Regions from separate parts of the Homo sapiens genome. Here regions 2 and 3 are each linked to region 1. The links are chromatin contacts, found by Hi-C or POLR2A ChIA-PET in ENCODE. All regions are on one chromosome and are shown on one strand. The core of a region is the stretch at or near the end of the contact, and the rest is flanking DNA. Distances in the headings are between cores, read along the strand shown.

Region 1 (2,868 bases), core at 144-2,643:
TTGCTGTGTGTAGATCCTTCACCAACCCTGCTGTACTTAAGGCTCAGGCATTTGATGAACTCAGGGGATTATGGAAAGCACGCAACTTGTCCATTAAAAGGACAGTGGGCAAATCAAGTGTAGTTTCTCCCAACTGCAGAATACTATGCAGCTGTTAAGAGGAATTAAATACACCTGCACAGGCTACTGTGAAAAGATTAGCACAATAAATTAGAAAGTGAAGAATTCCTGGTGTAGAAAAGTATTAGTAAATGATTCATTTATGTAAGGAAGAAAATCATATACACAAATATGGGTATAGTCAGACTCTTTTTTTGGAGGGACACAAGAAATTACTTATGTTAGTTTGTTAGGGCTGCCATAATAAAGTACCACACATTGAATGGCTTAAACAGCTGAAACATATTTTCTAGCAGCTCTGAAAACTTGAAGTCTGAGATCAATGTGTTGGCAGGGGTGGCTCCTTCCGGGAACCCTGAGGGGGGAATCTGTTCCACTCCGCTCTCTTTGGCTTGTACATGGCCATCTTCTTCCTATGTCTCTTTACACTGTCTTCCCTCTATGTAAGTCTCTGTGTCCAAATTTCCCGTTTCGATAAGAATATCAGTCATACAGGATTAGGGCTCATCTTAATGACCTTATTTTAACTTGATGACCTCTGTAAAGACCCTATCTCCAAATAAGGTCACATTCTGAGGTTCAGGGGGGTTAGGACGTCAACATATGAACTTGAGTAGGGGACACAATTCAACCCATGGCATTGCTGGGAGACAAAAGGGATTCATCTTTTACTTCATATATTCCTCTATAGTATTTATACTTTTATGATAAGCATACATTTCAATTACAAAAACAACTTTTAGTCCAAAAAGTGGGTGGAAATTTAAATCCTGCCACAAATCAAGCACCAAGTGAAAACATTGGGGTTGTATATTGTAGGTCAAAGTGACCTGTTTCTATATCTGAAACAAGAGGCACACCCTCCATTAAGGCCTCCAAGCGGGAGTGTGTATGTCCAAGAAAGGGAACCTGACCATCACTGGTCTTGCACACTTCTAGATATTTTTATTTTCTTTTAATTTCTATTTTGTTTTATATTGCGTGTGGAGGGGTACATACTTAAAACTTTCTACTTGGGGTTTGCCTTCTAAATAGCGTGCATGGCAAAGGCCTTGGGAGCACCTTTCACGAAGCTTAATATTTTCATAAGCAAAGAAAAGGACCTAGTCCGTGACTGCGTATGAGTCACGTTAGTTTGGTTTTCTTCAAAGGCTGACTACTCCAGTTGCTATCTCTGTGTGACACAGTGTCTTAGGATGACTATGTTATTTTGCTCATGATTTCATAGATCAGGAATTCAAGAAGGGATTAGCTGAGTGGTTCTTGCCGGGGGTCTCTTATTTGTTGCAGTGAGATGTTGGCTGAGCCTGGAGTCATCTGCAGGCTTGGCTGGGCTGCACGTCCCAGATGATCCTCTCACATGACTGATGGTCACTGGTTATCTGCTGAGTTCTCAGCAGAGATGCCAGAGCACCTACACGTGGCAATCTCAGGGCATCTAATGTCTTAAACGGTGGCTGACTTCTCCCAGAGGGAGTGTCCCTGAATACTTGGCAGAAGCCGCACGGCCTTTTCTGATCCAACCTCAAAAATTAAGGCATCACTATTGCTGGACTGATTGCAAGCCAGTTACATTCAAGGCTCAGATCCAAGGGGAGGGAACCAGGCAGAAACTCAATGCTTTTCCTGACCTAGCTTCAGAAAGAGCAGAGTGTATTAGTTATCTATCACTGCATAACAAATTCTCTCAAAGCTTAACAGCTTAAAACAACAAACCTTTAGGACTGTACAGTGTCTATGGGCCAGGAATTCAGAAGTGCCTCTGCAGGCTGCCTCTGACTCAAGGCCTCTTGTGAGATTGCAGTCAATATATCAGCAAGGGCTACAATTATCTGAAGGTTTGGCTGGTGCTGGAAGATCTAATTCCAAGATACTCGGTCACATGGCTATTGGCAGGAAGCTTCTGTTCCTCAGGGTTGTTGACAAAAGGCCTTAGTTCTTCACTGTATGGGCCCTTCCATGTGTTGCCTGAGTATCCTAAAAGCATGGCAGCCAGTTTCCCCAAGAACCGAGTGAGACAGAGATAGAGAGAGAGAGATAGAGATAGAGAGAGAGAGCAGGAAGCTTCAGTGCCTTTTATAATCTAGTCTCTGAAGTCATACCCCATCATTTTCACTTAATTCTATTTGTTAGAAATGAGTCACCAAGGTCACACGCAAGGGAAACGGCATTAGGCTTCACATTTTGCAGCAAATGTCAAAGAGTTCTGACACCACCCACGACATCATCTCTGTTGCATCCTATTGGTTATAAGTGAGTCCCAGCACAGATTCAAGGGGAGAGGACATACATCCCACCTCCAGTGGGAGGAATGTCCAAGGATTTTCAGACAAGGACTTAGATACAGTGTCTTAGCTCAGATTTCTATAACAAACTGCCATAGGCTGGGCGACTTAAACAAGAGGAATTTATCTCTCACAGTCTGGAGGCTAGAAAAATCCAAGATCAAGGTGCTGGAAGATTCCTTTCCTGGCTTGCAAATAGCCACCTTCTTGCTATGTCCTCATCTGTCAGAGACAGTGTGCAGGCACTCTGGTATTTCTTCCTCTTTTCAGAAGGGCACTAATCCCATTATGGAGACCCTTACCCGCATGACCTCACATAACCCTAATTACCTCCCAAAGACCTCCCTTCCAAATACCGTCGCATGACGGGGAGGGTTAGCGTTTTCACATATGAGATGGGGGGAACATAAACACTCAGTCCATAACCTTCCATGCCGGGCCCTTCAAAATGTGTGTCCTTCTC
Region 2 (2,868 bases), core at 275-2,774, 44 kb before region 1:
CATGTGTCTCTTTTTCTCAAAGGACAAGCTGATGAGAAATCTCCCAATCCAGCATGGGCATTGCCATATGTCCAACCAATCCTGGGTCCAACCATGTGTGACCAGGGTGGCAAGGTCACATGACAAAAATGTGGCTAATTATGCAGAAGAATTCACTTTTTCAAAGAAAGGAGGTGTGAGTGTGGCATCTCGGGGGCTTCACTATTTGGTTTGTGTGACTGTGAGTGGCTTCAAACAACAGATATTTACTTTCCCACAGGAAAGGGACACCTTTCACAGTGTCACAGGTCTGCACTCCCTCCGAAGACTCCAGGAGCAACTCCTCCCTGGCCTCCTTGGCTTCTGGCTGCCTCCCTCCAGCCTCTGCCCCTGTCTTCATGTGGCCTCCTTCTCCCTGTGTGGCTGTGTGTCCTCTCCTCTTATTACAAGGACACCAGTCATTGGAGTTCATGCCCACTCAAAATCCAGGACGCTTTTGTCATGAGAACCTTAATGAATTACATCTACAAAGACCCTATTTCCAGATAGGGCCACATCCTGAGCTTCCAAGGGGACATGAATTTGTGAGCTACACTATTTGAACATGACAGTGTATCTCCAAGACACTGTAGCGCCAGCCCCCAAAGTGTACCAAGGACTCGGAGAGAGTGGAGGCCAACCCTTTGCTGTTTCTTTGGGATCTGCCTCAGTATGGCGCCAGGTGCTAAGCAGATGGCTATTGAGTGACCTAGAGTAAACCGGAAATAAATTCAGAAAAATCAATCGGTGCATGATTTCATTAAAGTTCCCTCCATGTATGCAGTTCTGTACCCACCGTTGGCATCCCCTAGTCATCACTGCTGCCTGGTAGCAATGTACGGGGCATCCCACACCACACAGCACTGTTTACAGAGATGTGGACTTGTGACTGTCCTCTCCTCAGGACAGACGTTGGCCCCATAGCTTCTCCAGCCCTACAGTCCACCTAGTGCAACCTCTGCAGACCTAACTGTGTCTTGCAGTGTTCCCCTGACCGAGAGCTCGCTGAGTCCAAAATCCACACAAAGGGCCTCTTCAGGTTCCCTCCTAGTCCTGTTGCAGCTCAGCCTTGTTCCCTAAATGTTCTCTGGTGGGAAAACAAACCAAACCAAACCCCAGAACCCTGGTTTGGTTCTCAGCGATATAAACAATATTTGGATTTGGTTCGAGGTTGAGCAAACGAGTGCAGTTTGTTCCGGTTTTTGGTTCAAGGTTCAGGCCAAGTCTCTGCTCCAGACAGAAAGAATGTCCCTGGAATGAATGCCCCTTCCAACTAGGACTCAACAGCTAAAAGGCCAGGGTGTCCCAACGCAGGCCGCCTGCTCAGAGGACTCCCAGGGACCTCCCTGCAGCTTCCAATCCAGGCCCCCAAGGCCCCGGGGACTGGGCCTGGCAGCACACCTGCCCAATTCTCTGGGCCCATGCCACCTTCCATGGCCTAGAAGCAGAAGGCCATGGCCCCACAGGCTAGGCGCCAGGGCAGCTGAGCAAACACCCTCAGCTCAACTGCCTGGAGGCAGGGGCAGCCGGGGAGTGGGTGCCCCTGCATAAATCCGCCACAGTGGCCACATGGCACAGCACCTGCTCCCTCTCTCTGGTCAGGGTCTAAACTCAAACACTGCCCAGCAGAGAACCCAGATAACGAAATAGAACGTTACACTGAGCAGGAAACAACAGGGAGTGGTGGGTACTGTGGGAGCCACGCAGAGGTATGCACATTCAACCCACCGCAGCCTTAGTTCAGTGCACAAAGCATCCAGCTGCCGCTTGCTGGTCAGAGCAGCCTGCCAGAGGCACACACCACAGCTTCCAGAGCAAGCAGTCCTACATCCAGAGCAGAGTTTCTGGGGGCCATTCTGCTCTCTCCTGCCCCAGACAGGAAGCCAGGCAGGGCCAAGGACAGGGCATCAAAAAGCCTCATCCCTACGGAACAACTGCAGGGGACGGAGCAGCTGGGGGTATTGGGGACACCTGGCAGTGAATCACTCCTGAGGAATGTTGAAAGGAAAACACAGTTGCACTCTGGCCTCCCTCCCACTCGGATCCACGCATCAAAGGGGTCCTCGGATGCAGGGAACTTAGTGGGCTGGGTTGATCGGGCTTGCTCTGAATGTTGGACACCAGAGGGCTGGGATCGAAAAGCAGCTCCTGAGGGACTGCCCCAATTCTGGGTTGTGGGGACAGACGCACCTCCAGCCACCATGGGGGAAACTGAGAAACACTGGCAAGGGAAGCGGAATGAAAGCGCGCAAGAAGGGCTCTAGTCCAAAACACTCCTCTTTCTCAAGGTTATTTTTTTCTAGACTTGCTCTTTAAATCACCATCCAAACGGCAGCCTTATCAAAGGCAACTCAGGTGTCCCCTGACAGCCCAAAGCCTCTGCCCAGGGAAAAGGCCGTTTCTATTCTGCCTTGGATAGAAATCACAGCCTGAGACACAATCCAGAAATATTTCCCTGTGCTGGGCGCCCGGAGAGGATTAGACAGGAGCACATGTGATTTCAGCTTGGGTGTACTCGCCGCTCAACTATGCTTGCTACGTGCTGGATTCAATTATAGGTTTTCTTACACTTATATCTTCATTAGTTCTACATTGCCGAGTGGATGGAATGTGCTGTCAGCTTAAAAAAAAAGTGTTGGTTTTTCTTCCCCCCAAGGATTCAACACTGTCCAGTCCTGTTAAAAAAAGAAAGAAAAAAAAAATCTTGGCTCACGCGTACATTGCTAATGGGTATGGAATTGATTCACAAGTCCCCAACTCTAGTTATATAAAAGTAATTACTGCAACCTAGAGTAATTGGTTCCATATCCAATATTCACAGAAGGCTGCATATGTGTATGTCTGCGTGTG
Region 3 (2,868 bases), core at 253-2,752, 35 kb after region 1:
TAGGTTAAATGAGGCCTTAATGGTGGAGCCCTAACCCAGTAGGACCAGGGCCCTTATAAGACGAGGAAGAGACACCAGGGACACACATGCAGAGAGACAACCGTGTGAAGAGGCAGCAAGAAAGTGGCAGCCTGCAAGCTAAGGAGAGAGGCCTCAGGAGAAGCCAACCCTGACAGCCCCTTGATCTCGGACTTCCAGCCTCCAGATAAATTACCATTGCTTAAGCCACCCACTCTGTAGCATTTTGTTACAGCAGCCCTACCAAACTAATACAGAAACCATCTCGCAGAATGTCCCTGCTACAACATCATATGGCCAAGCAAAATAGAAATAGCCACGTGTCGTGGTTAGGCCAAGAGGCCAGGCTGAGACAGTGCTCCTAGTGGGCAGTGGTCAGGAGACCCAGAGGCTCCCTTGAGTACTGGTTGGGAGACAGGATCTGCCAGTACCAGCAGACCCAGAGAGGCCCACACAGTGGGACCAGCCTGCGTCCAAACACAAGGACCTCACCACCAAGGAAATGGAGAAATACTGATGTCAGTAGTGGGTGCTTCTGTGGCCCCAAAGAGACCAGGAAAAGTGAAAACCTCCATTCAGGACACGTGCAGGATGTCAGGGACTGGGTCCCATCAGCTGCGCCACAGCAGGGTACAAAGGAGGGCTGCAGAAGCTCCCCACACAGTCACAGCGCTATTGAGCACCCACTGGCCCCTTGAGATCTCCTGGGGAAAATGGAAGGAGAAGCGGGAGGGAAGAAGCTCTAAAAGATGATCCCAGCCCCCAGCCCCCCACCTGGGTGCAGTGGCTCATGCCTGTAATCCCAGCACTTTGGGAGACCAAGCTGCAGAATCACTTAAGGCTAGGAGCTCAAGATCAGCCTAGGCAACATAGTGAGATTCCCATCTCTACAGAAAAAAAAAAAAAAAAAAAGATTATTTCTCCCCAAAGAGTCTTTTCATTCAGAAGTATTTAAGTTCCCTTTAACTACCAAGTTAGAAGTTTTTCCACCATATTTTTGTTGCACCTCTGCATTGCTGTGGATTCATTTCCAACCAAACCATGGGTGTTAGTGATGGTAAGAAGACATCTATAAATGAGACATCAAGAAAAATGACCTAAACTTGGCCAAAGCAGTTATTAAGCCTCAGGCGTCATAGCACAGAATTCAAACTGCCTTGAAGGACATGCAAGCGGGTAGGGTTCCAGGACCCCTAAAGGAGCTGCTTGGGCCCTCTCTTGAGATGTGGCGGGGACCCCAGAAGAAACGTTTTATGAGATTCTGGTCGGTCTCACTCGAGGGTGAGTTCCTGCCCAACAGCTTGGAGGTCTTCCTGCTTTTTTCCATTTTTAAAAGAGCAGATGTTCTCCTGGGAAAGAGATATTTAGCCACCCAAACAAATCAGAGAAGCGGAGGAATGGAAATAAACCAGGCATCTGCCTGCCACCGTGGCAGTGCCCAAAGAAATCACATTAGCTGGAGGGGAACATCCGGCCTGAGCGAGGGCTGCTCAGCTTGGCGTGGTTCCTGCCCAGAGCCAATGACGAATACGACTCTTTGTTCTGGTTCTCGAAGTGAAGACGGTCTGTGGGCTTATTTGTCTAGTTTGTTGACTCTCATAAAAGACATTCATAAATTTATTCTTGGTGCCAGGGGTGCTTACTGGTGTCAAAGTGGAGTCTTTTCAGACAGTTGCTCCGTGTTAAAACAAGCCACTCAGATGCATCTATAAATAATTGTCTGGGGCTTCGTTGAGCTAACAAACAGCTTTTTCCCCCCTCTCTCCTCTCTTTTTAAAATCAACTCTAAAATGATTTCATAAACAACGAGAGGAATTTCCCATTAATATTAAAGTGTGTCTGGGTTGGTCATTTTAATAGAACTTTCCAGAGGGAACAAGCAGTTCTTCCATCTTGTCCATATGAAACCTGTTCCCTTTTCAGACTAAGACATTTGGCAGCCCAGCCTCACTAGGACCAGTCATAGCTTCCTCTCCCCACCACCCTATGTCCATCTCTTTCTCTGATTTAGCCAAATAGAAGGATAAAAAGGCAGTAAGCAGCTGCAGCCTGGGCCCATCAGGAGAGCTTGTCACCACCCCGAGGCCTTTGGGGTTTCCACTTCAGGGTTTCCACTCTGACCTCAGGTCTCCAGAATTTTGTTTTTCAAGCCATCTTGGTTAGAAATTATGGCTGTGTCAGTTTCACTGATATAACAAAATTCCCTCCTGCCAGCCCCCCTGCAAATAACGGTAGCTTAAATAAGACAGAAATTTATTTCTCCTTTACATAAAAGAAGTTCAGAGGTAGAAAGCCCTGGGCTGGTATGCTGGCCCCACAGTGTCACCTTCTGTCTTCAAAATTTACCATTATTGGCAGGTCACCTCATGGTCTAAAACAGCTGTTGAAGTCCAGGCATCATGTCTGCATTCCAAGCACCCAGATGAAGAAAGAGTAGGTAAAGGTTATTCCTTCTCATTCAAGGACATTTCTTGGAATTACCACACAATACTCCTTACACGTCATCAGACAGAATCTAGTCAGATCACCTCACCTAGCTGCAAGGGAGGCTGGGACATGAAGTCTTTTCAGCGAGGCAGCAGTGTTATTTGAAAAGGAAGAATGGACTTCGGAAGGCCACCAGCCATCTAGGCCATGAGGATGAGTGCATTTGATAACCTCCCATAGAGTCTTCCAGCAACTACAAATCCACACCCCCACACAATCCTGCCACTGCCCTATTTTTAAAGAGTTTCCATTTTCACATCCCTTCCCTTTAAAACTCATTATCTTACTTTTTTTTTTTTCTGAGTTGGGATTCTGAGAAGTTGGACCACTAGTCTGATTTAAGTTTAGTTCTCACCAGGTCAG

The links. Hi-C counts contacts between places; a loop is a spot of excess contacts on that map. ChIA-PET counts read pairs that join two places held with the same protein, here RNA polymerase II (POLR2A). Pooled maps may share reads with other maps.
Region 2: a map of gastrocnemius medialis shows a loop between it and region 1 (10-fold over the local background). The contact joins two enhancer-like sites. A Hi-C loop is called at or near these places in 13 of 168 maps with a recorded cell type or tissue (Calu3, PC-3, PC-9 and 7 more) and 16 of 50 pooled maps. POLR2A ChIA-PET finds 5 or more read pairs at or near these places in 5 of 52 experiments (AG04450, BJ, MCF 10A and 2 more).
Region 3: a map of PC-3 shows a loop between it and region 1 (3-fold over the local background). The contact joins two enhancer-like sites. A Hi-C loop is called at or near these places in 2 of 168 maps with a recorded cell type or tissue (Caki2 and PC-3). POLR2A ChIA-PET finds 5 or more read pairs at or near these places in 1 of 52 experiments (Caco-2).

The regions. Positions count from the first base shown.
Region 1 is chr5:173,453,941-173,456,808 of GRCh38, reverse strand. The region is part of intron 3 of LOC105377732 (a long non-coding RNA gene); the gene reads right to left. Among named protein-coding and RNA genes, the nearest start is that of MIR8056, 110 kb to the right of the region's middle. RefSeq lists an enhancer at 833-2,032. Within about 2 kb of position 1,393, at least 16 of the 41 ENCODE cell types and tissues checked have a DNase peak (open chromatin) inside an H3K27ac peak, as active enhancers do; they include PC-9, gastrocnemius medialis, heart left ventricle and 2 more, where a contact is called at or near this core.
Region 2 is chr5:173,498,192-173,501,059 of GRCh38, reverse strand. The region is part of intron 11 of LOC105377732 (a long non-coding RNA gene); the gene reads right to left. Among named protein-coding and RNA genes, the nearest start is that of LINC02995, 80 kb to the left of the region's middle. RefSeq lists an enhancer at 1,693-2,359. Within about 2 kb of position 1,524, at least 13 of the 41 ENCODE cell types and tissues checked have a DNase peak (open chromatin) inside an H3K27ac peak, as active enhancers do; they include PC-9, gastrocnemius medialis, heart left ventricle and 2 more, where a contact is called at or near this core.
Region 3 is chr5:173,418,990-173,421,857 of GRCh38, reverse strand. All of the region lies in intron 1 of LOC105377732 (a long non-coding RNA gene), which reads right to left. Among named protein-coding and RNA genes, the nearest start is that of MIR8056, 73 kb to the right of the region's middle. Within about 2 kb of position 1,502, at least 3 of the 41 ENCODE cell types and tissues checked have a DNase peak (open chromatin) inside an H3K27ac peak, as active enhancers do.